Regions from separate parts of the Mus musculus genome. Here regions 1 and 2 are each linked to region 3. A link is a loop called in an ENCODE intact Hi-C map of the cell type or tissue named here. Cell type or tissue: heart. All regions are shown on one strand. Links, peaks and the distances in the headings refer to the core of each region. The heading gives the core; the rest is flanking DNA.

Region 1 (10,261 bases), core at 1,104-9,103, 310 kb after region 3:
CGGGCACATTGTCTGGCTACTGCCCCAAAGAGATTAGGCACCCAGGGGGAGGGGGCAGGCAAAGGCCCTTTAATTAGTTACTTTGAAAGGTTCCCTGTCCTCTTTCTCTCAGGTCCCCCTCCTAAAACTACCTCCCCCCCCCCCCCACGGCTGGGCCCAGCTTCGAGGGGGGACAGTCTTTTCTGCTTCGTAGAGCTGCCTGGTCACTGGGCTTAAATCCGTAGTCTTTGTTCCTGCCTGGACAATGGGCCCAGGACATCAACCGCAGAGGCCAGAGAAGCAACAGAACCATCCATCCCCTGTAAGGTTGGGCCCGGCGGAGGCTCTGTATCTTGGCACCAGGGCGCAGCAGGGGCTGGACATCGTGGACCCTTTCTTGGCAGACAGGAAAAGGACAGGAGGGACACACACACACTCCTCAGCCTCAAGGCCTAGCCTTGGCACAGAGTAAATAAGACAGCCCTTGGGCCAGGGTCCTTTTACATAAGAATTTTCTTGGGGGGGGTTCCTAGAACCTAGTTTGAGAACAGGGAGGTCCTTTCCTTCCTATAAAACAGAAAGAATGGCTTGAGTCAGGCAGAGCTGGGTTCCAATCTTTCTCCACCATCCCTTAACAAGTAGCTACCCCAGCCTCTATTTTCCTCCCCCATTAAATGGGGGCACGAGAGGCAGACACAGTGGCACACACCAGTCATCTTAGCACACCGGATACTGAGAGGATAGTGAGCTCGAGGCTGGCCTGGAATATATAGTGATTTCCAGGACAACTGGGGCTATATAGTAATAGCCAGTCTCAAACCAAACCAAACCAAACCAATCCAGGGGCTAGGGAGATGGCTCATCGGGTAAAGGCACTAACCACTAAGCTTGACAACCTGATTTTGATCCCCAGAGCCTGTCATGGGCTAGAAGAAGACTGGCTCCTGCAAGTTGTCCTCTGACCTCCACATGTGCACAGTGGCACACACAGAGGCAAACACACAAAATAAATAAATGTATATAAAACAAAAACAGACAAGGGCTTGGGGTGTGGCTCAATCAGTGGAGTGGCTGGCTGCCTAGCATGCGGGAAGCCCAGGTTCCATTGGCAGCAGGGAATAGACCCAGATGTGGTAGACCCAGATGTGGTGGCATATTCCTGAGATCCTTGGACTCAGCAGCTGGAGGGAGGAGGATTAGAAAGTCAAGGTCCTCAGCTACACAGTGCGTTTGAGAGTAGCCTGGGCTACATAAAACCCTGCCTCAAAAACAATGTCAGTAGTAGCAATTTTAAAAGATGTGGAGGAATTTGAGTCTTCCTCTTAGGTCCTGAATAAGCTGTGTAAAGGTGTCTAGCCCAACCACAACATTAATATTGCAAACATGCCATCCATGGTAGGTTTTCCCATGTATGGTTCCTAACAGCCAGAGTCTGACCCCACTCCCTTGGCTTTAAGGGGCAACTTTACGGGACCCATTCTGCTTCTAGGTAGTGGTGGCAAACATGAACTAGACAGACAAAATGCCACATTTGGGAAAGGCTTACAGGACAGGAGTGGCGATGTGACAGTAGGACAAGCTAAGCAGCAGAGGGGTGGATTGAATGAGAGAGGATTTCTGCCTGGTCAGGAGTTGTCCGGGGAGGGGTGAAGCTGAGTAGCAGGAAGAGACGGTGAATTGCCTGGGTCAGCAGATTAATGGTACTAACGAAGTTTCCAAGAGCATGTTGAGTTGGGGGGTCGGGGGCGTCCATGTGGAAAGGCACATGACAGGGGTTGATCAGGCTGTGGATGAAACAGAGAGAGCTTCCCGGGCAGCGGAGGTAGGAAATGCCAAACCCAATTATGGCCCGACCCTTCTGGCCTCCAGATCCCTCCTTCAGAGAGCTGGGAAGAGGCTGTGACCTCTCTCTGTGGGTGTGTGCGCTCCCTGCCGCACGCATGGACACGCCGCTCACGTGGGTAGGTTATGTTGAGTGTGCACGGGGGCAAACCTCTGATAGGAACGAACATAAGGATGTTGTTAGTATTAGTTTGTGTGTCGTCTACACACACACACACACACACACACTTTTGTATCTACATCAGTTGATTCCTCAATGTTGTCCCCATATATCCCCTAAGTGTCTTTGTCTGGCCAGACCATGTGTCACAAGATCAGCCAGGGAACCATGGTGCAAAAAAATGTGAGGAGTGGGGAGTCTCTCCCCCACAAATCTACTCTGGGCTTAGCCCTGGATCAAGCCATTTAGGTGACTAATTCTCTAGGCAGATAACTAGAAATTTATCAGCCTCTGGTTAATGGGAGTGTACCCTACTTTGGGAAAACCCTCCCTTACGGAAATCATCAATTATGCGCTGGTTCCTTTTAACAGCCCAAGTTTGTTGAATGAATAAGTGTGGCGGGCTGGGCACCCGCTCCAGGTTAAAGACTTCACAAAGGATATCAAAGAAGCAGATCAAAGGGTGAACAAACATCCCTTACAGGACCTGGGAAAGCCCTTGGTTAAAAATCAACAGTCGAGAGGCGATTAAACATAAGATAAGGGCCTGAACTCATAACAGCAGCCCAAGAGCAGTGGCCTGCACTCGGGGGTCTTTAGGGGACATGGGGGTGAGATAGTGAACCACAGGCACATGTAGGCTCAGAATTGAACAACTCCCTATCTAGTGGTGTGTGTGTGTGTGTGTGTGTGTGTGTGTGTGTGTGTGTGTGTGCGTGCTATCAGCATTGGAACCTCCAGACACAGAGCAGAATTCACATTCTCTGCTGTGTGCTGAGTGGTGTGTTATTATAGTTATTAGCAATCACGTCTTATCATAAAGTCACTTTTCCTTAAATATGTAAGAAAAAAATGGCTATTCTTCAGAGTGAATTCTAGCCAGCCTATTCTCCTGGGAAATTATTTCCAGTTTTGTAGCACGAGAGAGTAAGACAACACAAGTACATGATCTAAGAGCCCTGGACACCGACAGGAGGCCCTGCTGGAAGTTGATCCATGACACAAGGAGCTCCCAGCATAGTGCTAGGATCCACATGGTGTCCTTTTGTGCGATCAAGCTCCAAAGGAATTACACAGTCCATGTTCCCCTTTGGGGATCCTAGCCCGTTCTCCTTCAACTCCAATCTCACAGATTCAGTCACTGGGGCTCCTGACCCTAAGATGGCTCCCTCTTCCCATGCCCCCCCATAACTACCCTGTGCCCCCACCACAGTGTCCATAAGGGAGACAGTTCCTCTTGGGGCCTGCAAGCTTTTGTTAGCGTTATGTGAGCCGCTAGTGACAAGGGCCCTGAAACCCAACTCGGCCAAACTCATAAAAGGGGTCACTGTCTCTTTAATTAAAGTTCCCTGTTTGGAGGTTAAAGACAAACCCGTTTGATGGTGCAGGTGTGTAGATGTGGGGGTGGGGAAGAAGAGTGGAAAGGGCTGGAGGGAAATGGAATTCTATCCTTGGAGGGGAGCAAGGAGGGGCCTCTGTAGGGGCAGACTGGCTGACTGGCCTGCAAGGTCTGACGGGGGAGCTGAGGGTCCCTGGCATGGAGAGGACCACGAGGGAAGAAACTAAGCAGGAGCAGGGAGCCTAGGGGCCTTGGGGCTGCTGGCTCCGATGCTCCTCAAGCATGCGAGCAGTCCAGGCCCAGAGCCAAGCCTGCGCAGACCGCTTAACTGTGTGCCCTCGGCCACCCCGCCCAACATTATGCCTCGCTGACCACTCCCCTTGCCCACTCTGGGATTTCCCCCCTCTCCCACCCCAAAAGTTCTCCATTAAATGAGGGCCCAGGGCCTAATCCCATCTCCACACAGAAGCAACGTCATCACAGTTTAACATAAAAAGATCAGCTGGTATCGACCCGTAATTTGGACCCACGCCACGCTATTGGCAGGAAGACAGAATAAGTTAGGGTGGCCATGTTTCAAAAATTCTCTGTGTGCACTCAATCACAGCCCAGGGAAGGCGGGCGGGTGCGTAATAACCCAGCCGCACTCTCCATTTCCCCTGTAGATCAATGCTAATACCGGGAGGCCCCGGAAGATGGATGGAACCGACAGGAACCTTGAGATCCCAACACGGGGGCTGGTGCCTCAACCGATAAAGGATTTCATTGCCACTGGGGCAGGGACATCAAAACCCTTGGGGTTGTGAGAGGACAGTCTGGTGGGGGCAAAGAAGCTGGAGAGGGGGCAGCCTCCCCTCACGGTTACTCCATCACGTTCAGGCATGCACACCAGCCCTGGATACACCTTGGCTCCCACAGTGCCAGCCCAAAGCACAGAAACCTTCTTAAGGAGTCCTTGGCTCTGAGGGGGACACTCACACGGGGTCTCAGACTCACTCAAACACAGGCAGATCTGCTGCAGGGAGACACACTCCCTCAGAGGCATCCACTTCTGATAAGGGAGAGACACCAAGATGGCAAATACCCACACAGTACGGCCTTGTCTTCCTTCTCTTTCTTCTATCTCTGCCTTCTTTGTGTTTCCTTCTGATGTTGTTCAGAAAGCTGCTGGTTGATGGGAAATTGGAGACCTTCCTAAGAAGAAAACTGGGAAGACCAAGGCATCTGGACAGACGCTCATATGCTGAGGTGAAGGCAGGGGAGCCAACTCCACCGGACAGCTCCGTTGCAGACCTATTTCCCCACCAATAGAGGTTTGACTGAGTCGTTTCTTCGCCCACTCCTCTCGGCCTCTCTCTACCATTTTAAAAAGTCTCATGTAACTCCAGGCTAGCCTGGAGCTCCCTATGTAGTCCAGGCTGAACTCAAACTTCAGGTGATCCTCCTGCCTCAGCCTCTTGAGTGAAGGGATTATAGGATCATGGGCATAAGTCAACAGTGCCAACTAGAGCAAGAACAGTTCTAAGGCCTTCCAGATCTGAATTTGTCTATGCAGACACAAATACTCAAAACATCAGCCACAAATACAGGTAACCCCAAAGCTGGCATTTTGAGTTTTGTTTGGTTTCTTTTTTTTTTTTTTAATTTAAGTGGTAGACTAAAACATAAACGTTGTACCTATTAATGTGCGGTATTAGTGTTCAGTACATGAATGTGCTGCAAAAAAAAAATGTTTAAATGCATGTTTATTTTCTCAAAAAGTTATCAATTCTATATAATGAAAAAGTGTAAAAAGTGTTCTAGTTTTTAAATGGGCTATATGTACATGTATGTATATATATGTATATGTATATGTATATGTATATGTATATGTATATGTATATGTATATGTATATGTATATATGTATATGTAATTATTATTGGTATTCTCCTTAACCTTTTAGGATGGCCTGAAGACACACATGCATGTGTGAATGTACACACAGAGATACGCACACACACAGTGGGGTAAAGAATACTTTTCCTCAAGCTCCCTACCTTTCCCAGAGCAAGATGCCAAGGAGTCTCAGAAACTCACCTCCACCCCCCCAATCCTCCCAGCCACCCCCACTCCCCATCTGGCTCAAAAAAGTCAGGAGCATGTAAGAGATACAAAGTCAAGAGTTTGGAGAGGGAGAAGTTGAAGCTGAGGTCGGCGCCAATCTCCCTGCTTCCTTCCAGCCTTTGCAGGACAAGAGCCATTTGTATGGCCTGGCACTGACATCTTGTGGCCACCCGTAAGGATTGCAGGCATCTCAATGAGGTACTTGGTCCGGTACAGAGGAGAGCTTGGTCAGGACTACAGGTCCCATCCCTGGAAGCTTTCCCCCATGCTTAGCTGCCAGAAAATACACAGGAGGCTGGCAAGTACCTCCTGGAGATTCAGGTGACAGGTCTGGAGGCTACCATGCGGAAAGGCTTCACTTGATAGCAAAAAGGGCCAGAGAAAGTGGGTGCTTAAGGGAACTTCAATCTATGGCAGAGACAGAACTGTGACCTTCTGTAGCCTCCACCTGACACTGCGCCAGGAGCTGAAGCTGAGCGGGTAGATGTGGCTTTCCCTAGGTAATCTTGCCAGAAAGAAGAGACCCAGCCCTGGCTTCTCCATCCATGTCCACACTGCAGGGGAGTATTTACTCTGCTTTCAACCCTAACCTGTTGCAGAGTGAGACAGGAAGGCATGTCTTCGTCCTGACAGAGCCTCTACCCTTGAGAAACAAGAAGATTCAGCTCCTTGCCAGTGCTTCATCCCTAGGAACAATGGAAGCTGCCAGTTATCACAGCCTTCCATTCAAAGCACTAGTCTGGAAGTCTAAAGGGAAGCTGGCTTCCATCGCCAGCCTAAGGCTGGTGAGAGAGCTGAGGCAGAAAGCTGGAGTCAGTAGGTTCCCTGGAGCCAGCCTCCTCCATTCAGCGGAGATCTAAAGTAGGGACAGAGGTAGCCATGACTGGAGCAAGGTCTGACCAGGGACTCCAGAACCCGTGCCTCCTCCTATTCCCCAGACACACCTACCACCTCTTAAACCAAGTCCCGGGCACCTAAAAAGTAACAAACCACACACGGGCAAAGGCCATGAGTTCCCAGCCGCAGAACCCTGGAGGTGCTGGGGTGATGAGTTTGTTATAAATTACAGACTCATTAAGAGAAGGTGTGAAGGGCTCAGTAACAGCTTTCGGGGGCCATCTTTTCGATTTCTTGTTCAGTTTGTTTATTGCAATTGTTCCTGTCTCATAAGCTTATTGCAAAACCAATAAAAATGATCTATTCCGAGAGGGGAACTGCTCTTTTGACTAGTAAGCTGCCACTTAGTAGTAGACCCCAGCCTTCCCCCTTCCCAATGGCTGCAGCTCTAGCCTGGTTGACCAGCTGTCTCCTGCCGCGGGGTCAGCAGAGGGTGCCAGATTCCTCCTCACCAGAAACTGTGTCCACCTGCCATGAAGCCACCCTAGGCTAGCCTCCGGCCTCCAACCTGGCCCCATCACACCAAGGACTGTGTACCCCAGCCCTCCAGCTCAGCTCAGTTAAAAGGGGATGGGAGGCCAGAACAGGATCCAAGGACAGTCACGGGAGCTTAGAATTTCACGTGGAATTTTGCTGTTTCCACACTGTGCCTCGGTGAACCTGAAGCATGCGTATCCTTGAAAACTAGTGGGATTAGCAGGAAGGCCTGCAGACGTTCCCTAAGGTCAGAAGCCCCAGCTTTGACCTTGACAGAACCAAAGTCATCCAAGTCGAAATTAAGATAACAGAGATAGAAACCCTCAGCTGAGCCAAGCCGTAGTGAAGCACGCCTTTAATCCCAGTTCTCAGGAGGCAGAGGCAGAGGCATCCTGGTCTACAGAGCAAGTTCAGGATACCCAGAGCTACACAGAGAAACACAAACCCTGTCTCAAAAAGAGAAAGCGAGAGAGCGAGAGAGAAGAGAAGAGAAGAGAAGAGAAGAGAAGAGAAGAGAAGAGAAGAGAAGAGAAGAGAAGAGGACCTCTGTCCTAAGGCAATTGGTTTTCCCCATACTCCAGTTTCAGAAATGATATCTGTTGCACTTGGTGACTATAATAGTCTGACACATCCTGGCTTTCCCTGTATTGCTGATGTTACGGTGCGGGGAGTGGGGCAGGATAGAGGAGGCTCAGGGAAAACCTAAAAGATCTGCACAGCCTCACACAGAACTCCACAATGTCAGGTGGGAGACTTGTAAGGTCTTTGTCCCCCATTCTTTTCTGCCTCAAATACAGAACCAAGGTCAGACCTGAAGTGACTTGGCCAAGGTCCCATAGTCAGTGGCAGAGCTAGAAGGGGGACCCAAGGTAACCAGCCTTTGACTCCTGGTTCTTTACAAAACTCTGCTATCTTCTACATCCCGCTTATGTCAAAGAGTATGGTGTCCTTCGCCAAGTCGCTGCAGCCACCACAGCCCCCAGGCTGACCTTCCCTCCCACCAAGGAGGACAAGCTTGTTCTCTCTAGAGCAAGATTGGTCTCTTTCCCCAAGGCCAATGCACTGGCGCTCCCCCAGGGCCTGGAAGAGGGAATACACGTTGGGAGAAGCATTTGAACTTTCTCTTCTACTCCAGGGAGATAGCAGAGGCTGACCATTCTTTATCTATTTGGAGGACAAGGAGTGAAGGGGAGGCAGAGCATCTCAAGGACTTGCTGTATCTTCAGAGAGTCCCAGTAATGTTGTCCCTTGATCGCTGTGAATGTGTTTATACCAAAAACACTTCAAATAACCTTTACTCTGTGTCAGTATTCTTCTAAGCATATTACGGATTCATTTGCTAATTATATTTTATGTAAATGTAAGCTGGGCATGGTGGCACATGTCTGTAATACTATCATATAGGAGGCAGAGGCAGGAGTGTCAGGAGTTCAAGGTATGCCTTAAACTACCTAGGAAGTCCCAGGCCAACCCTGGCCCCATGGCAGAAATAACTAGTATGTGTGCATCAAACCATTCTGTCCCCTGGAACTCAGTGTGTGTGGGCCTGTGAAGGGGGCTGGGGACAGAGGACAATGACAGGCCTCCTATTCTATCACTCTCTAACTTACTCCCTGAGACAGGATCTCTCTCTCTCACTGAGACTAACTGCTGGGCTGGGGGCCAGAAAGCCCCAGTGAGGGCCTGGAGAGCTACCTCAGGAGAGGAGAGTGCTTTCTACTTTTGCAGGGTTCAATTTGCAGCACCCACAAATGTAGTTCAATTTCAGGGGCTCTGATGCCTCTGGGTTGGATGTCTTCACCTGCTTCAGAGTCTTCAGCTGCTCTCCGCAGGCAGGAACATGGTGCATGGTCATCCTCGCAGGCAATCGCTCACACAAGCACACCTCCGCAATCTTCCTGTTTCTTCCCCATACACATACCTGGGGTGCTGGGGTTGCATCGGTGCTATGGGTGGCTTTTTTCCTGTGGGTTCTGCATATTTGAAACCATCAGTCTCCCCAACCCAATCTGGCCCCCTCTTTTAACCTTAGATTCTCTTTGCCTCTTGTTCTTGTGCCTGGAATACATTTGCATCTCTTCCGTGGGTGTTTATTGTCAGTTTGCTTCCTAGACTAAAATATTGACCCTGCAGAGATGGGGTGAGGGAAATTCCCTCTGCCTCCACGTTAGCCTGATGGATAAGAGCCAGAGGGTTTGGCTTTCAGTTCCTGCTCAACCAGATCCTAGCTGTGAGGCCTGGGGCAAGCTGTTTACACTCTGACTCAGTGGGACTAATAACAGTATCTACTTCAGAAGAGTACGAGGCTTTAGTAACTTAATCAAATGATATAGAATTACTTTATAAATTAATATTTAATCTCAATCCTCCTGTCTCAGCCTCCCTACTGATCAGATTTCACAAGAGTGCTCCCCCTCCCCCATGCCTTTGTGAAATTTTTAGACCTCACATGAAAGAATGGGGGGGAGGGGGCTTGAGGCTCCTGGCTGATGACAGCATGAGCTATCCAAGAGGGGGGGTGGGCGCTGAAAGCTGTTGCTCTAACAGGCAAGTAAGAATGTCTCAGGTAATAGCCCTCTCAAGAATGTGTGACATCCTGGGGCTGGAGTGTGAACCTCGACCTCTCTTAGGGCCAGATAAGGCAGATAACTTGTGTTCTGTGGATTTCCTCTCTCGATGCAAAGTGCCCCAGAGAAAGACTGAAGTTCAGAGTTCGTTTTCTGTCCTGCTAAGCCTCCAAAGGCCTGGTGGGAAAATATCTACATAGCAGGCTTTGGAAAGGCACATTCCCACGGCCTGGGAATCTTCTCTTTACAGCCAGTACAAGGACTGGGGGCTTCCTGTGATAGGGAGGAAGATTCTAAACATTCCAAAGAGATATGATGTCCTTTGAGTCAGCACAACTCTTGTTTACCACAATCTGGGTCACCCCTGCCCTTGGCTTCTTTGAAGAGCATGTTTCTGCTTGAGATAGGCAGCCCGGACCACAGATAGCTCCCATACCATCCCTATTTAGAGGCTTTCTGCCGGGCTCTGGGAGCTAGGGGTGAGGGGTGTGGTGCCAAGAACCCACGGCCCCCTGGCTCCCTCCCACACAGCAGCCCGCACTGACATCTCTGAGGCCTTTGATTAAAGAGACAAGTGACTTTGCCCATTCTATTGATCAGAATAAATTACTAGGAACTAATTTATGGGCCTCCCCACGGCCGATGACATGGTGGATTGTGCGCTATTGGTCAGTAAATTGGATTGTCAGGCTAGATTATTGGTTCGTATACAGTTATCTCTCATAGCAATATCAGGCAGCTCAGGTAGAGGAGTGAAATCCTTTCTCTGCTGCCAGCCTGCCAGGATGTCAGGCAGGAGGCCTTCTCCTTGGCTGCTGGGGAAGGGCGGGGAGGGGAGAGGAGGAGAGGGGAGGAGAGTTGAGCGAGGCCTCTGTGCAGGATGCTTATTAATTAGT
Region 2 (8,000 bases), core at 1-8,000, 450 kb after region 3:
GGGCAGGGTGGGGCACAGACAATGGCCCTTTGTCCCTTGGGAGGAGGTAGAACAGGATGGGCCATTCTCAGGCCAAGGCTTGCATGAGGGGACACATTCTTCTCTAGGACTGCCCATCTTACCGGCCTGACCCCCATACTCCCAAGCCACCTCCTATGACCTGGTCTGAACATGCCCAGTTGGAAGTGTGGAGCGGTCTTGAACCCTGCTATACTTAAGTCGCAGGCCTAGAGAGGCTTAGCGCTTCACGCACCTGTAGATCCCCGCAGAGGAAAGCTGCACCTCCGGGAAAGATCTTCTCTATCTTCACCATGGGCTGCACCTTGGACTCGATGCCCCCAGAGATGCTAATGCCTGGGCAAGATCCAAAGCAGAGTGACTACAGTCTTACCCTAAACCTTGAGCTCCCGGGAGGATCCTAGAATCCCAGCCCCAAGTCCAGTCCCGCCTTCTTCCCATCTCTGGCTTCTGTCTCAAGTCTCAACCTCCAAACAGATTCTCCAACGATATACCTTAGTACTCAGATTCCTTCCCTGGCCCACCAACCTCCCTCAAACCCAAGGAGTCTACCCTGCTTAATAGTGCTCCCAGGACTCACCCAAAGACTGCTTCATCTTGGATAGTGTGATGGTCCTCAGCGCTCCAGTGGAGACATTCCCGACTGCTTCCTCAGCTATCCGACCATTCTCCAAGGGCCCTTGCCTGGCTCCCACTTTGGCCACCTGCCCATCCAGAAGTCGTGGAAGCAGGGGCCTTGCTTTCCGAGGCCTGTGGTAACGCCCGTTGGCTGTGGCAGCAGTGGCGATGGGTGCCGGGGAAGGGGAGCGCCTGCGCCCAGGAGACTTGCCTTGACCTCGGCTGTGGCTGCGACTGCGGCTGCGGCTGCGACTGCGGCTGCAGCTTTGGGCTGGGGTCTGGCTCTGGTTCTGCTGAGTGTCCTCTCTGCTTAGGGGTTCTGTCAGTAGCCAGTTAGGCCTGGGAGGTCGGGGAGCCACAGGAGGTGGCTGGGGAGGAGGTGCGCATGCGCCTCGGCGTAGCGAAAAGGCATCAACTGGCACGTCTTGTAGAGGGGGGATTCCCTTGTGGTGAGGAGCAGAGGCACCGAGGGAGACCTTAAGGACCCCAAGCTTCTCCCTTATCTCTCCGTCTTCATCCTCTGAGCTGTTCACTGGTAGCAGGTAAAAGCCCCCACGGCTATCTGCGGAACATGGTCAAGGCTAACTGGCTTTTCTTGACCATCCCTTGCAGACCCTGCTGCTTACTGTTTCCTGTAGGATGCCCGAGTGTGTGCAAACAAGGTCTAGATTTGCTCAGAGTTAGGTGCCCCATGGTAAAGGGGCACTGGGTCAGGTGGACAAACATGACCTATTATTAATAGTATTTTGTATTGTAATACAGTTCTACTTTGGCAGAGCCAAGAGACCAGATTTAAAAACACGTAGTTTTGAAATGTCCTGTACGGGGATGTGTGAGTAACATGGCCTGGAGGACAGCGCTTTCTTTCCTGACTACAGTCAGTGACCCTGCTCGGAGGCAAGGATGGAAGACCTGTTCTCCCTGTTCCAATGTCCCCAGGGTTGTCCCCTTTCCCCAGGTTATAGGACTCTGACTGACCAGGCACAGGGGTGATGAGGTGACGTTTGGGTGGCGTGTCTTGCCTGGTAGGTCTCAAAGCAGAAGGCCCCACTGGTTGGAGAAGAGAGCAGGTCAGAGGTCAGACACCCCTGCCAGGCTCGCAGATAGCTTTGCCAATGAGCCACCCTCCACTCCCACCCCACCCACAACTAGAGCTCAGGAGCCAGAAGTCCCCGCCCGCCCCCCCAACCCCCCACCCCCGCTGCACACACTGCTGACCTGCCCTGCTCTTAAGAGCCTCAAAAGCCTCCAGCTCCACAGGCATCACCATGCTATCGAAGCGGCCAAGGTCTGTGGGGGCCACCACGCTCCTGGGGAAGGCAGGGATGTGGGGTAAGCAGGGCTTGGTTCTAGGGGGTGCAGTCATGGAGAAGCTTCAGTCCTAGGGTCATTCCGTTCCCCCGGGTCGTACCCCCCCACCCCCAGCCTCTCCCAACCTGATGTCCCTCAGCAACAGCAGCTTCGTGGGCCTGTCTAGGATGGCCAGCAGGGGGCGCACCAGATCCTCCACACCACCCTCATGGACATACTGCATTTAGAGACATCACAGGTCAGACAGCAGCAGCAACTCTAGCTAGAGCTGGGTGTGGGGAAACACCAGGGCACACAGAGACCCTGGAGCCCATCGGCCATCTTCGCTCTAGGACAGAGTCGCCCTATCCAAGGTCCACAAGTTGGTGTGTCAGTGACCTTGTGGATGCATGACCTTGTGAATGCCTGGAGTGATCCACAGATCTGCAACAAGTACCAACATCAATAATGGCATCTGGACAGGCAATTCTAAGCCTTTTACATGCAGTCTTTCACTTCGCGGCCACTCTGAGATGATTCCTGTTTTACAGATGAGGAACCGAAGCTCAGGGAGAATTTGCTCAAAGCCACACAGATAAAGACGTAAAGGAAAAGCAAGAACCCAAGACATCTTCCTATTGCTTGCCCTGGGGCAGGAAAAGAATGTTCAGGTGCTGGACTCCCCCACCTCCACTCCCACCTCTACCCCCACCCCCACCCCCAACGCTTTTGCCCAGGCAGAAGGAATGAATGCGAGCCCAACACTAGGCTGTGGTCCTGGCGGTTCCCACCCTTTGTTCAGGGTTAGAATGGTGATCTTGGCAAGCGGATGGCTCTACAGCCTCTCTAGTCAGTACCCTTCTGCCTGGTACGGCCTGGATGCCACCGGCCGGGATGCCACACCCCTTGGATTCTAGAAAACGAAATACTGGCAGCCAAGTTACTTGGGCAGCACACTGCCCCCTGGTGGTGAAAGGAAGACAACTTCAGAGAGCTCCTTGGATTGTTACCACGTATGGACATAGACACAGAAATAGCTGGCCCTCTGGCCATTAGCATGAATCATCAATAAATATTTAGGAATAAATGAAAAAGTGTGTGTGTCCCTAACCTACACATATGCTTACAGGACTCACATCAACAATACACTACCATATATGTGCATATCCCTAAAGTCCACAAACACAAGATCAGCAGCTGGGTGGCAAAAGAGACACAATGATAAGACCCTCTCCCAGAGCGTCAGGGACTCTGGTGGGAACAGGGACAGATGGCCTCACGTGGCAGTCATCCGTAAGCCACGGACCGCAATGAGACATTATGAGTTTCTGAGAAGGGTGAAGGATCGTAAGCAAGGGACCACTCCGCCAACGCTTCCAGGGTGGACACAAGGGGCAGCACAGAAGCTCTGAGGGCAGGCAGGATAGCGAGGTAACAAAGGTTTCATGTGGCATCAAGGGCTCATGGAGACCCTCCGGCAGGGCTGCACAGGTTGAGAACATGGGACTAGCACCCCCTAAAGCTATGCGGCTCATAATTGACATCAGCTATGTGGTGGCCCTGGAAGATCCCAGAAAAGTTGGGGATGGCAGATTGGGGTGTCACACCAGGTAAGGCCTAGAATGTGGGAGAAAGCAACTTGTACTCTGTTCTGCCTCATGAGGGAAGAATACCTCTGCATCAGTAAGAGAGGTCTTTAAGTTCCTGGCCTGAGGGATGTGGATGGACAGCTCAGGGGAGAGAGAGGAGATTCAGGCATGCCGCCTTAATCACTAGGGAACTTTGCCTCTCTCTCAGACCCGGGCTCTGTTTCAGAGGGTATGGGTGGGGCATTGGGTTGGCTGTGAGCAGTAGGTTCAGCCTACAGGGTAAATAGAACCACAGTGAATGAAGTCCTGGTTTGAAGAAGGCTGGGCAAAGGATGGGTGTGGGAAAAGGGGCTGGTCAAAGATACAGACACAGAGCCCCTCCTAGTGGCCATATCTCGGAGTTGCAGGCTCACCAGAGCTGGAGCACACCGCTCACTTAAAGTTCAGAACTGAGGACAGAATTTAGCTCAGAGCCCATGATAGGGCCCTCCATCTGCATTTCTATTGTAAACCAGATCTTAGGAAAGAGAATGTGTGAATGACCCCATCTTAGCCTTTGAGTGATACTTCATCATATATGGGTACATACATGCATGCTATGCACATACGAACATGTGTGGCATGTCAACACAACACTTCACAGACATGACAGTGTACACATCACAATAACAACACACAGCCCCGTCACAGTCCAGGTAAAGTTAGGAACAAGTGGCTTTCTGAAACTGCCCAGATTGCCCCCCATGTGCAACAGATGCATGGCCCTCCAGGAAACCCACCACAGGACCCTGGGAGTCCTGGAGACAAAATGATAGTAAAGGATTTTACAGTTCTCCTGGAGAGATCAACAGTGCCCCGCAGCCTCCCCAACACTTAGGCTCCAGGGATCCCTCCAAAACTGACTCCCTCTGGTACTGGTCGAAGAGAAAAGAGAGAGAATAGTATGGGTATTGGGGACGGTTGAGATGGGAGCAAAGGCTCACAGACTTGAGAAACAGGAACAGGCCCTTGGCATAAAGCCATGTCTGCTGGCTGTCCCAGGCACACAGCGGGGGAGATGGGAGACAAGACTGGGGGCAGGAGAGAACACAGTCGCTTGCCTACAAGGACATTCCCCTCCTGTTTGTCACCTGATTTCCTCTCCCTTAACTTAAATGTCACCTCCTCTGAGAGGCCTCAGATCTCCTGGGTTACCCACGGCTGCCTTTTCACTGTGCTCTGTAGGACTGGCCACTAGAGGGACTTAGATTCTAGGTATTGTCTCCCTCCTGCCTGAGAGCTTACTGGCCATTGCCCTCCCAGCAACAAGCCCAGGTACTGATCAGTGAACAGTAGTCCGAAATGAAGGCCAGGCCTTGGGCAGAGACTTACCCGGGAGCAGTGGCGAGTGACTGCTAGTACCTCATCGTCTGTCAGCAGCCTCCGGGCCAGGTCCTGAATGAGGGGCCGTCGACTTTCCCAGGCCTGCACCTGCTCATTCACAGTGGGTGCCTGGCCAGAGGGGCTTCCAGACCTGGCGGAGAGCAGGGCCCGGCCCCTCTCCCGGTCTGTAGGGCAGGGGCGAGAGGATGTGACAAAGCTGACAAGAGCTAATAGGGTAGGGTAAGGTAGAGTTTCTCTTGGCGGGGGCGAGGCTCCAAAGAAGCCAGCCAAGAGACTGAATGAACATGCTGGGCAGAATCCCTCTGAGCCCCTGTTCCCAAACATGGCCTTCCCTAACAAACTGCCACCAACAGAGAGCCAACTCCAGCCTCCTTCACTGTCACATTAATCCCCCCCCCAGTTGGAGTATAGACACACTCCCTCACCCCACATCCCTTTGGGGATCCCAACACAAGCCCTCTGTCCAAGTTCTCTGTCCTCCTTATACATTCCAGTAAGCTAGCCAAGTTCTCAGTCTGACTCCCCAGGCTCAGCTCTAAATGAGTGTTGTTCAAAACCGCTAAGCTGACCCCCATCGCTTTACCGTGGGGCCCTTGGGATACTGCCTTTACCTCGTCTTAGTCTCCAGGTGACAAACTTCTGCACAGGCCCCACACTCCCCGCTGTAAGGAAGAAAGAGATTTCAGTTCAGCAGGATCAAGAGTTCCAGTTAGAAGAGGTCAGGGTAGGGACGAGAGCCGTCGAGGGTCTTCAAGGTCATATCCAGCTAGGGACTGACCTTAAAGGCAGTGGGGAGTCGGTGGAGGCCGTGGAAGAGGAGGCAGTATGAACACTGCGTGTGGAGTTTATTTGGCAATGAATGAGGGGAAGAACCCAGGCAACAGCTTGGCGGTGCCTACCTTCAAGAAACAGAGAGGGAAAGAGGAATCGTGGAAGGAGAGAGGCCTGGCCAGAGAAGAAGGCTGAGACCCATGAGAAACCAGCATCCTGGGAACTGAGAGATGAGAAAGCAGACTGAGGAAAGAGGTACCCCTGACTGGAGACCTGTCTCTCCTACTGGCCTGTCACCGGAGGCCTCCAGACACTCAATTTTATTTTTTATTTATTTATTTATTTTTAAGATTTTATTTATTATTATAGTAAGTACACTGTAGCTATCTTCAGACACACCAGAAGAGGGAGTCAGATCTTGTTACGGATGGTTGTGAGCCACCATGTGGTTGCTGGGATTTGAACTTTGGACCTTCGGAAGAGCAGTCGGGTGCTCTTACCCGCTGAGCCATCTCACCAGCCCTAGACACTCAATTTTAAGGTGGAGCAACATCGGGCCTCTCATTCTGTTTGCTTCCACCTACCTACCCAAAGTTCGCTCCCACTTCTGGAAGGAAGCAGCACCCTGCTTGTCTCCTGGGTGACCCCCACCCCACTTCTCACCCCCCACCCCCACCATTCTCATTAGCCCATGCATTCTAACTGGGCTGTGGCCCAGGTGAACTTCGAAATCACCTATCCATCATATCTGGCTCCTGCCTTGCTTTTCTCTTCCACCACAGTCGTTTGTTCAGCATGAGAGAGAAACCCCAGAGGGCCCGGACTGACCCCTGCAGCTGGGACTGTTTAAAAATATTCCTTTAGGCCGGGCGAGGTAGCATATGCCTTTAATCCCAGCAGGAGACAGATGGAGACACATCTGAGAGTTTGAGGCCAGCCTCAAACAAAATGAAACCATGTTTCAAAAACAAACAAACAAAAAAACCAACCAAATAAAAAGCCCCAAATAACAACAACAAAACTTCTCTGCCCCCAGGGTTGCTAAGAGACTGGGGCCATCTCATCTCTAAATTGGCAAAGCCTTCTAAAATAATGGCACAGGCTCTAGGAGGTATGTCTGCTGGTACTGTGTATGCCCTCAGACAGGTAGAAACAGTCACTTGTTGAGCCTGGAGACCTGTGCTTTAAAGCTAGATGGACTTGAGTGTCCATCTGTCCTATGCAATTGTATCAAGGCATCCGTGTTGGCTCTGGTTTCTGAGTCTCAACAGGGTTGACAGGTTTCTTGTGAGGATCCTGAGCTGGGCTGGGTCTAGAACCCAGGGCTAGAGTGCTTGCCTGTCATGTCTGGGGTCCTAAGATTCAATTATCATGACAGGTGGGGGTATGGTGTGTGTGTGTGTGAAAGAGAGAGAGAGCAAGGTGATATGTGATGTATGTGTGGTGTGTGTGTATGTGTGTGTGAGAGAGAGAGAGCAAGGTGATATGCGATGTATGTGTGGTGTGTGTGTGTGAGAGAGAGAGCAAGGTGATATGTGTTGTATGTGTGGTGTGTGTGTATGTGTGTGTGAGAGAGAGAGAGAGAAAGAAAGAGAGAGAGAGCAAGGTGTGATATGTGTTGTATGTGTGGTGTGTGTGGTATATGTGTGTGTTTGTGTGGTGTGAGTGTGTATGGTGTGTGGTGTGGTGTGTGTGTGTGATATGTGTGTAGTGTGGTATGGTGTGGTATGTGTGTGAGTGTGTATGTGTGGTGTGTGTGAATGTGTATGGTGTGTGGTGGTGTGTGTTTGGGTGTGTTATGTGTGTGTGTGGCATGTTTGTATGAGTGTGTGTGCATGCACGAGTGTGCACACATGTCTCCACCTGTGTCCTTCCATCTGAGCTCTGATTGAGAAGTGGCTTTCCTCAGGGACAATTCTAGAACTGCATTGGGCCCATGGAGCTCTGGATGGAGGATGTGAAGCCAGGGTTCCCACCAAAGGTGCCTTCCACTGCCAGCACTGCCAAGAGCACACGACTCCAAGCTGAGCTCACTTCTTGCTGTGCCTTGAGCTTGTCACTTTGCCTTTCTGAGATGGAAGACAACAGTGTGACAGTGGCCACCCCATTTTCAGAGCACCGTCTAGGAGTTAGACACAGTGCTGACTTTTGCTCCCATTTCACTTGGTCCCCATACGCCCAAGGAAGTGGCTTTTACTCCCTGTGAGAGGCAGGGCAGGGTGGAATTTCAACCTGGACCTGCCAGACGGACCCCACACCTACCTTTCTCTAGGTCCAGGCGAGGGCGGACTTTGGTGGGGCTTCTGCTGTCCAGTGTCCAGGCCTCTCTGT
Region 3 (10,261 bases), core at 1,152-9,151:
GTAGCTTGCAACATTGAGGGTTTGTGAGGCGAACCTCAGACCCAGTTCAGGGAGGGCACTTGGGAAATGTGTTTTCTTACAAAAACTGTAGTGTTTTGTGGGTGCAGGGAGAAAAACTGCTGATAGCAGAACTTTTCTTACTCTGTCCTGAGTTTTCAAGTACAGTTCTCAAAGAATTCACACAGAAGAGCTATACTTGAGATGAAGAAAGAAACATGGAGACCATAGGTGGTAGAGGGGACTGGAGATCCATAAGCCAGAGCTGGGCTCAAAGATGGTTCTGCCAGGACAGGATCTCAGGGAGCAGGGGTGGAGACCAGACCTGTTGAAGGGGCAAGATGTGCGTGTGTGTGCAGGGCACAGATGCTGGGTGGGGAGAACTTGCGTGTCAGGAGTGGTGACTATAGCCCAGGATGGGTGGCTCTTTGGTCCTGCTAGGCCTCAGCCCCTCATCTTTAAAGTCACCACTTCCACTGCCTTTCAGAGCTGCTGGGACAGTTATGTGAGAGTGTGACATAAAATGAACACTGTAGAGGCTCCTTCCTGAGTTGTTACTGAGAGCGAGGATTTAGGGGAGCTTCTATAGAGAGGTGGGCCACAGAAGCTCAGAGGTTTTCAGATTACAGTTTGTCATGGCCTGAGCAGGAAATCAGCTAGGCAGCATCTCCATCAGAACACTGCCGTCCCGCCACATTTGACCGGCTAGAATTCTCTTCAAGAACTAAAAGCAGTATATGTAAGAGAGCCCTTTGAAGTTGTGTAGACTAGGTTTGAATTTTGGTTTCACCTTTGCCTTACGCTGACTGTTCAATTACACTCTCTGAGCTTGAACACATTAACAGGTACCCTCGGATGGCTACTAGAAATGAGCGAAGTGAGATTGTAATGTGAACTCGGTGTCTGGTGCCCACTAAGTGCCCAGTATATGTTAGCTTTCTTTGCTCCTTTGGAGACAGGTTGTTTGTCCAGCAGAGGAGAAAAGACTGGGTTGTCTGTGTTTCAGCTTGATCATTGTCAAAATTTTCTTTCCCTTTTGGGGAGATCTATGGTCCCAAGGGAGTATGAATAGAGTTACGGGAGGGAGGGGAGTGTAGAACTCTGCAGTATTGAACATGGGGTGGGGTGGATACAGCAGACAGAGAGAAGAGAGAGGGTACCACTGTGTGCTATAAGGAAAAGCCAGGCAAAGACATAACTCTCCTATGAGTGAGGAGACAAGCGCTCTCAGCATAGAAACTGTGACCTCAGGTCAAGGCTGTGAGAGATCCTACAGCCAGCCAGGCTTCCTCTGAAAACCTCCAGGAGCTGTGGCCCATCAAGAAAGGAAACAATAGAAAGCAGACATTATTAAAGTGGGAAGATGTTTTAATTATTTTTAGAGCCAAAAAATTGCACCACATAGTCAAGATGTACAACAAATCACCTAAGGTGGGTTCTAGACTTGAGCAAGTACAGGTGGGTGCAGAAGAGCAGCAGCCCAGCACGTGGACCGACAGCAGCTCTGATTTGTGCTGGGACCCGTGTGACGGTGCTTTATGAATCCACAAGGCGACATTTCTAGGTTCCTTAGCAGTCCTGTTGGTGCCTAACCAAGGTTTCTGGCCATCTTGCAATTTCGGGCATCTGAAACAGTATCCCAAATACATGGGGTGATTTCATTGTGTTCTTGCTAGACAAGGTCTAGCTGGGGGTGGGGGGAGGCCTCAGAAAAAAGGGTAAGCATGTTTAACTGCATCAAACTCATGTACTACTGTTTGCTTCAAATAATCTGTAGGTTTGGGGATTTTGTTTTGGTTTTGATTTGTGTTTTTCCTTGAGATGCTCTCCTATGTAACCCTGTCATACTTGGAACTCCGTCCTGCTGCCTCAGCCTTTAAGAGCTAGCTTTGGTGTGTGTATTTGCACATGCTCACTTATTTAAGCCCTTGACATACAGAAGAGAGTTAGGATACAAGGTTTGCTATGTGATGCCAACATTTTAAAAGTTAAATTGATTTTTTTTTTTAAAGTCGAAGTCTCATTTCTTTCTGAGTAGTTTGGAGACATTTAAAATGACTAAGATTCGCCTTAAATCCTTACAAAAGTTAGTTTGGGTCAGATGAAAGAAGTACTTAAGAAATCAAAGATGGTTGTGTTGGCATGTGCCACCTGTAATCCTGGCATCTGGGAGGCTTTGCTGAAAGCTATGACAAGACCTGTCTCAAACAACACAGAAAGTCAATACATCAAATAATATTTTCCATTTGCATACTTAAGGGGTTTAAATGTAATCAGGATATCCGGTTTTATAAACAAATTAATTCAGAGACTTGTAAACTAAATTTAGTTCTTACAGGAAGAACAAGAGCTTGACTCAGCCTCCGAGTAGTTGTTTCTATGAGCAGAAAAGTCATCCCCATGGCCCGAGAGCTCTCAGGAATGGATTCCAGCTGTGTCAGTCTACCTCCCAAGGACACACCCCTGGCAACCAAGAGTGGGTACCACTGTTAGTCAGAGCACAGGGCAGCCAAGAGGGGGGCACCACTGTGAGTCAAAGCACAGGTATTGGCCAATAACTGCTTTAAAGGTCTTCAGAATTGATACCATTTAAGTTAGGAATCCCCATTTAAAGAGGTCTAAAATCAGCCAATCTAACGACATCATGTTCCCTACATGACCAATTTGTGTTCATACCAAGTGCTCAGTTTCCATTTTTTATTATTGGACCTTACCCCCTGGTTTGTTTCCTGTGACATGTGTGACTCGTGTCTATCGTTTCCATAGACACGAGTGAATGGGTGACCCCTGAATTTAAGCTCTCTGAGGTTCCTAATGGCTGATACTGTCTAGCCAGGAAGAGCACAAGCCTTGCACACCTCTCTGCTCTCATTATCTCCAACTAGGCTGATGTTCCAACTCCTCTGGGCTGCGGCTCCCAACCTGTGTAGGAAATGTGAGAGAATCCCTTGCTTACGCTAGTGCTGCTCCAGTCTACGACCAGACAGTTCAGTGGACTTCTGGCCACCTGCCTAGTCTGATTGATGTAGCCTGACTGCTCTGAGAGCTAATAGGCTCTCCTGGTCTACCTGGGTGTCCTGGGCTTCTGAATCCTCTTCCTCGATCGATGTCATCACAGCCCACTGCATTACCTAGTTTAGAAGGCAGACGACTGCAGCTTAGGAGACAGGAAGTGGTTTTGGAAGTGTTTGCTAGACTCCAGTGACCCTTTAAGGGGCAGCTGGTTGAGGGCTTTTCAGTTTGTAGTCGAGGGAGGCCACTGCACAACTGAAAGTAGATCTGCAGAGGTGCAGAGTGGTAGTATGAAATATCAGATGTAGAGACCCTGAAGCCCAGCAGGATATAAAACAGCAGAGATACTCTCAGGAGACCCTGACACTCAGTCAGGAAGGAGGGGGCACCATGGGAAGCCTACAGTCCCCTGAGGTGATGACCGGACACATGCTTTGGGGTGCATAACGAGGGCAGGTGTGATCCCAGGGCAAGAGAAATTTCCAAAGCAACTGACGGGTTCCTCATCATGTCTGTAGATGTGGCAGATACAACTGAACCAAATGGCCATGAGGTTTTAGTGAAGAGCTAGATGCGGTGAAGTTGATTAATGGGTCCACATCAGGCTGAATGGGAAGGAAGTCTCCAGAAGGATACCTTAGAGCTCAGTCTAGGCCTGCGTCCTGTCTGACATGTTTATTGACAGCTGACCGAGGCAGCAGGCTCATCAGATTTGCAGGTGTCGGAGCTAGGAGGTGGGAGGGGCAGCTAAGACTTTGCATGAAAGAGTCAGGATTCAAAAACGATTTCAACAGGCTGGAACACTGGGCTGGAACCAACAAGATTAAATTTAACAGGGATAAATGTAGAGTCCTGCACTTAGGTTAAAACAAAATCAATGGCATAAGTACTGGATGGGGGGCGGGGTGGACCCAGCTTGACAGCGGTTCGCGGAGAAAAGACCTGGGGGGGTTTAGTTGACTGAAAGCTCAATATGAGTCAACGGTGTGATGTGATTACTAAAACCCTAATATAGCCATGTGTAGTATTAACCAACACAACAGCGGGACATCCCTTCCTCCGGGCCGCTGCTGTGTGTCGCTGTGTGCTGGGATGGTCGAGCCACCTCTGGAATACAAGGTTCAATTTTATGATCATTGTTCTGTTTTCTAAGGGTGGGTACAAGTGAAGAAATTCAGTTGATAGGCCACCTGCAGGGCCTGGGCATAGATACTGTCAGAAGCTTGCCAGGGGCTCTGGGGTGCTGGGATTTTTGGAATGGACAGGAGTCTACTCTGATGCCCACAAAGGTGCTGTTAACTGAAGCACTTTGCTGAGATGTGGAAGAGAGGATGTAATTCTGCATTCCCTTACTTCCAATGGGTGGACACGTCACCTTCCCAAAGTCAGGATGAGGAACAGAAGGGAGTCTAGGAGGCAGTGAGGTGGGAGGGGGTCTGTATATCCAGACCTCAAGCACCCTGTTTCCAGTGTGCTCCCTTGGGGCGAGTGGCCCCTGCTGTGGCCACAGCGTGGCGCACTTGCTCCATGCAGGGATCCAGAGCCACTTTGGGTGTTGGAATGGGCAGCACTGTGCTACCCACACTGCCCACTTGGGGGAGCCTGAGAGCCCGCTCTGCACAGGCCAGCTAGGCCTGAGATTTCCTGTGTGACAAAAAGACAAAAGTCTGGAGATGACTCCACAGCCTTACCCCTCCCTGTGGTACCTGCTGGGGCCAAGCTTCCCAATATGAGCTACATTTTCACATGGCCCACCATGCCAGGGGCCACTCTTCTCACAGGAGAGTGTAGAGATCAGGAGCCCCACAGCTGTGGGGTCACGGAAGGCCCCAAATGTCAGTGACAGGTCATGTGACTGGCACTAACTCACCTCAGCTCTGATAGGTCTCAGAGCCTTTAATAGTGGTTGTTCAATAACATGCCACGAAGTTCACAGTCTTACAAGTGAAGAGTCATCGCCTAGGGCAAGGCCTGCAGGAACAGGGTCTCCAGAAACTCGGATTTCTAGTTACATCTGAAGAATCGCTTCGAAGTTCTGGCTAGAACCTAGGAGTCTGAATCCTAGCCAGTTTCCCAGTTGATTCTAATGTGCTCTGACTACATTACCCGAGAGCCCAGCTGGGCACAATGAGGCACTCATGGGTCTGGGCTAGCAAAGAGAACACAAACTTGCTTTCCAGGTAAGCAGGTGAGTCTAAGCATGGGGACAATCTCCCAAAGTTTGAGCCCTGGCAGATGGAAGAGCCACAGAGGAACTTGGATGTAGGCACCCAGAGAGGGGCCACTTGATAGCTGGGCAATGGTACTAGTGTCTGTTGAGTGTAATGAGTTGATGAAAGAAAAGCGGTCAGAATGCATTAGATGAGGAACAGGAAGCAGAACCAGAAGGAAGCGAGGAGTACACTGAAGGACTGAAGAGGAAGGTTTGCCACATCCCGACCGTGCCAGAAGGGCCGGAAAAGGAGATGGCCATGTTCACCAAAGCCCCTGGGGGCAGCCATTCTATGGTTTGTGCGGAGGCATTGAGCCACAAGTACTGACTATTCAGTGTTCTGGATTAAGAGGGGATAAGGATGCTCCTTAAGAGTATCTTGGAGAACTTACCTGGTCACCCTGGGCGTGGAGTGAAGCTGAAGTGTGTGTTCTGGAAGGCTGGCTCACATGAGGAAATTCCAGAAACCTCTTCCGGCTTTGTTGATGGACTCCAGGCAAGGGGAGCCGGTCCCATCTCCTTTGCCCACTGTCAACCAATTTACTCTCCCGAGTTTCTTGTAGGGCTCAGCTCCCAGAAAGGTGAGCACTCCTTCAGCAGTTGCTGAACACGTGGCCATCTGCTGACTGGTGATACCTTCAAGAAACTCTGCAGACTCTCGAAGGGTAACATCCCGGAAAGATGCCTTGATTTTCCAATCATTGATCAACGGGGCTTGCATACGGAGGGAGCTTGCATCCCCTCTAATGATGGATGTCACTCCAGCTGAACCTTAGGAGTGAGTGCCCATACAAATACACAGCCTTGTATACCTGGGAGGATTGCACGCAGCCTGACGTGGGAGATGAGACACATTCTCCACAGAAAGAGGAGGCATGATAGTCGAGTAGAGAAGTTCTGAGAGTCAGTTGGCAAAAGTGTGAGGCAAGCAACACGCCCTACAAAAGAAGGCTGCAGCTGTCAGACCCTCAGCAGCTAAGAGCACTCTCGGCTTTTCCAGGAGAGCTGAGTTTAGTCTCCACACCCACATCAGGTGGTTCACAACCACCTCTGATACCATTTTCTGTATCACTCTCACCCACACACTCACATAAGTAAATCTTGTGGGGTGGAGGGGACGCCTAGGCGGAGGGCAGCTAGAGCTACGCTTACAATGGGTAGGGTTTATTGGAGGAGGTGTTCTGTGTGTGAGCTAACTAACGAAGAGGAAAGAAACACAACAGTATGATGTTCTACGAGAGCAAAATGACAGAAGCGAGGATGAACCTGAGGCCAGGGAGGAGAGCAGTTTGATGGGAGGGGAATCAGAGACCACTGTTGAGGTGGAGTGAGGGAGAAGGGCCCAGAGGGCTGGCACAGACGCTGTATGGCTGGTACCAGAGGAAACTGAGGCCGAATAGGAATGGAGAACACTAGACAGGTGAAAGCACCCAAGAGAGAGATAGTTTAAACACACATACACACACACACACACACACACACACACACACACACACGTGAAAATACCTGAGAATCATTTGCCAAGTAAGTGGGGGTGGAACCATGAGAGTGGAGGACCTTCATGGCCTGGTCTATGGCTCAGTATAGAGCACTTGTCCTGCACACCCAAGGCCCTAGGTTCAATTCCAACCACTACTTAAAAAGAGTAGAGGTCACTGAGACAGAGGGAAGGGAGCAGGAGGTCTGTACACCAAGACTGACTCTGAGAGTTCATTTATTGAGACTCGGGGTCTCACTGTGTAGACCAGACTAGTCTAGAACTCCTAGAGATCTGCCTGCATCTGTCTCCCAACTGCTGAGATTAAAGGTGTGCCTAACCACCACGCTCAGTCCAAGGTCAACTATGAGGGGCCGTTTGGGTGAGCAAAGGACACTGGAATTGGTGACTGAGAAGTCAGCTAGATGGAAGGCAACTGAGAGAGAAGGTGGAGAGAGAGGAGAGACGGTCGCAGGCTACCCTTCCAGAGGTACAGAGGACGGGAGGCAGGTTGGTATTTTGAGAAGGATTAGACAGAAGGAGGGGAAAAAGGTCTGTACTCAGAGGATCTGAATGCTAGAAAGGGGATGGAGGAAACAGGGTGGGGCTGGAAGACATGGAGTTATTAGGTTCAGGTTGGACCCAGGCTTCCATCTCCCAAACCAGTCAATGTTAAGGTCAGCCCTTTCCAGTCAGGCTGCCCAGGCTGGGTGACAGGAGAGGGCAGAGTTGCTGTGAGGAGAATCTAGCTGGGAGTCCCGAGAAGTCTGCCATGTTTGGGGAGAACAAGAGACAGGAGGATGACAGTCGGGCAAGCAAGCGTGGTGGGATGAGATGCCTCACCGGCAGATAGGTGGAGCTAATGTGTGCTGGCTCAGTGGGTAGAGCGGACCAGGAGAGGTGCAGAGAGGCACCCCTGCTCTGTGCTGAGAGCTGTTCTATATTACTAACTCTCAAACACCTGTGAGCCAGATGCCATCTTATCCTGGCCAGTTTACAAATTGGGCAGGTAACGTTCAGAGAGGAAGGTAGCCTGGCCAAGACCACACAGAATCGATATGGGAAGGGTTTCTTCTCTCAACACCTGCATCTGTAGGTGACCCTGGGCAGGCTGCGTAAGCCTTCCATCTCCCCACCTGCAAGGAAAGACGATAGCAGTAGTATCTCCTGTTTTAGGGACTCTCAGGGTTATGACCTCACTTCTGGCCAAATCTAAGGATGTGGAGGCAGGTGGAAGTCCCTGGTAATTAAGAGAGGGCCACAGGGGGAAAGGTATAAAGAGCCATCCGCTGCTGTTCTCAACCAAGGACATTTTTGTTGTCAAAGTTTCCAGAAGGAGCTTTTGAAGGACAGGGACCAGGAGTGTTAGTGATCAGTTCTATTATAGTCGAGATGCTCCTGGGGAGCAGCCAGAAGCTGTTAGCTCCCTGGAAGAGTACCCATCCCAGTTCCTGGGGCTCCTGGGTACATGTCCATATTGACATGAACTTGGGATCCAAGAAGAATGGTACCCAGGGGAGACAGAACAAGACTGACAGCAAGCCAGATAGATCTGAGAAGGCTGGGCTCTCCTCTCTGAGCAGAAGTGGAAAACCCAGGGTTCTAGGTGAGGACTCTTGGGCAGCCAGGGAAGAGGGCAAATTAGAGGGGTGAATCTAGCACCCCTTCAGAGAATAGAACAAACCTGTCTACGATGGCACACGAGCTGGTCTGGGGTCTGGATCAGCGTGTGCAGAGAAGCAACAGTGTGAGAGGCTCAAAGGAGGGTGGCCAGTGTGAGCAGACGGGAATATGGAGCGGTCTGGGCAGATCTATCAGGCTCATGGTGGAAAGGTGTGTGTGTGGGGGGGGGGAGTGGTTCTGAGAGAGATGGGCATTTGAAACTCAAGATGATTACGATGAATTTAAAGTATGAAAGGTTCTCTTGGAGGAGATGTCCGGTGGGGGAACTGGAGCTGCTGGTTGGGAACCAGGACTGAAGTGCCAATTGGGGAGTCAGTCCACATCCATCGGGTACCCCATGTTTAACTCATTGTTGGTATGGGGCCCTCTTGAGGACTCTTCCTATCATGAAGATGCTAGTTGAGTTTGAAGTCCTGCTTGTAGATAGCAGTGGGAGGGCGTGTGTGTGTGTGTGTGTGTGTGTGTGTGTGTGTGTGTGTGTGTTTAGGGGTGCGGGGCACTGAAAACCTTCAGACTGAACCTAGGCTTCTCACAGAGGCTTCTGTGGCTCTAGCACAGCTCCCTGTTGCCAGCCCAGTTGCCGCAGGAGAAGGGCAGAGCATCCAACTGCCCCCAGAGCCCGTGACTTGAGAGAATGGAAGTGTGGTGGCTACAAACAGTGGAGATGAGCCAACAGCCAAAGAGGGGAGGGAGAAAGGCGGGTGAGATGGATGGAGGTTGGGGGCAGAGAAGCTCAGCAAGCAGGACAGAGCTGCAGCCCAGGAGGCAGGCGCTTGAGTGACAGATGCTAAGACTGGAGGAGACAAAAGCAAGAGCCCCCCACCCCCCACCCTAAGCACACTTAAGACCCAGCCTGACTGTGACTTCCTTTGCTGGAGACTCAAGAAACCCAGAGAAAAGCAGCCAGCATCCTGGGGTTCCTGGTACTTCCCTGCCTTTCAGCTTGCTAAGGTTCGTGCATTAAGGGCGTGTCCTGTTGGTCATCATCAGTGGGGGGGGGGGACGACTTTGGCTTTTCAAATAGTTCACAGCTCCCACCCCTTCCCCATCATCCGCAGCTCCTATTCAGGCCCCGATCCCACTTGTTTCTTTTTTTTTAATTATTATTTTTAATTTTATCTAAGCTGTTGCTGCTTTGATCATTGTCCCTTCCAGGAAGTGGTACCCTGCCTCCCTCAACCCATTAGGGCACTGGTCTCTGAGTCTGTCACCAGAGTTAGGAATCTGCATGGGGCTATGAAAACTCCTCCCAGGAAGCGCCCTCCAACTGGGCGCATTCACTGCCTATTGCTCCTTTCCTCTGCTGAGTCTGCAGATGGGGGTCTCCCAAAAGAACCTTGCAGAGAAAAGGCAGCACGGGTTCTGGTCCGTATTTCAACTACTTTTGTTTCCGTTGCATTGCAACGTCCCGGAGGGGAAACTAGAAATAACCCTGTCTACAGGCTCCAAAGCTACTTTTAACTGTAAACCTTCTGTTTAGTTCTGAGTGCATCAACACAGGGACCCCTGACGTTGGAAGGGCTAGGTGTGGTGGAACAGGCCTGGAATCCCAGCAGTTGGGGGCAGGGGGGAAGTGGAGGCTGAAGGATCAAGAGTTCAAGGTCATCTTCAGCAAGCTGTAAGTCAACCTGGCCTACATGAGACTGTACAACAGCAGCAGCAACAACAGCAGAAGTACTAGGCCTGAAGTGTGCTCATCCTTGCTTCATGCTTGCATGTATAGCTCTGGTCTGAACCCCTCCTCCCCCCAGAGCATCACAGAGCCCTTCTGCAAAGCCAAGTGCTTCACAGATAGGCAAGGAAGCTGAAGCCTGCACATGTGATGGGATTTGCTCAAGGTCACACACCAAGAGCAAATACGGGGTTTCACTAAACTACTT

Evidence for each region. Hi-C counts contacts between places; a loop is a spot of excess contacts. Peaks named below come from ENCODE experiments on the same cell type or tissue, not always from the same donor. Only the 100,000 strongest peaks of a DNase experiment are listed, where the experiment ranks them.
Region 1: it touches region 3 in a loop (10-fold over the local background); 41 of 42 quality-filtered maps call a loop at or near these places.
Region 2: it touches region 3 in a loop (2.3-fold over the local background); 6 of 42 quality-filtered maps call a loop at or near these places.

What each region holds. Positions count from the first base shown.
Region 1 is chr19:44,889,877-44,900,137 of GRCm38, forward strand. No RefSeq gene overlaps it. Among named protein-coding and RNA genes, the nearest start is that of Slf2, 36 kb to the right of the region's middle. In heart, for the core only: CTCF peaks have their summits at 5,595 (motif pointing left) and 6,756 (motif pointing right); a DNase peak (open chromatin) is centred at 5,595; H3K27ac peaks cover 1,188 bases; H3K27me3 peaks cover 4,700 bases.
Region 2 is chr19:45,028,126-45,036,125 of GRCm38, forward strand. It overlaps Pdzd7 (PDZ domain containing 7), which reads right to left. Exons shown (of 16, transcript NM_001195265.1): 8 at 7,932-8,000; 9 at 5,510-5,560; 10 at 4,887-5,062; 11 at 2,073-2,164; 12 at 1,855-1,946; 13 at 1,615-1,686; 14 at 599-1,198; 15 at 254-354. Among named protein-coding and RNA genes, the nearest start is that of Pdzd7, 14 kb to the right of the region's middle. In heart, for the core only: CTCF peaks have their summits at 2,141 (motif pointing right), 2,896 (motif pointing left), 3,900 and 4,743 (motif pointing right); DNase peaks (open chromatin) are centred at 6, 2,126, 2,816, 3,806 and 4 weaker places; H3K4me3 peaks cover 560 bases; H3K27ac peaks cover 955 bases; H3K27me3 peaks cover 855 bases.
Region 3 is chr19:44,578,283-44,588,543 of GRCm38, forward strand. No RefSeq gene overlaps it. Among named protein-coding and RNA genes, the nearest start is that of Hif1an, 21 kb to the left of the region's middle. In heart, for the core only: no CTCF peak of the experiment used is centred there; a DNase peak (open chromatin) is centred at 4,599; H3K27me3 peaks cover 4,224 bases.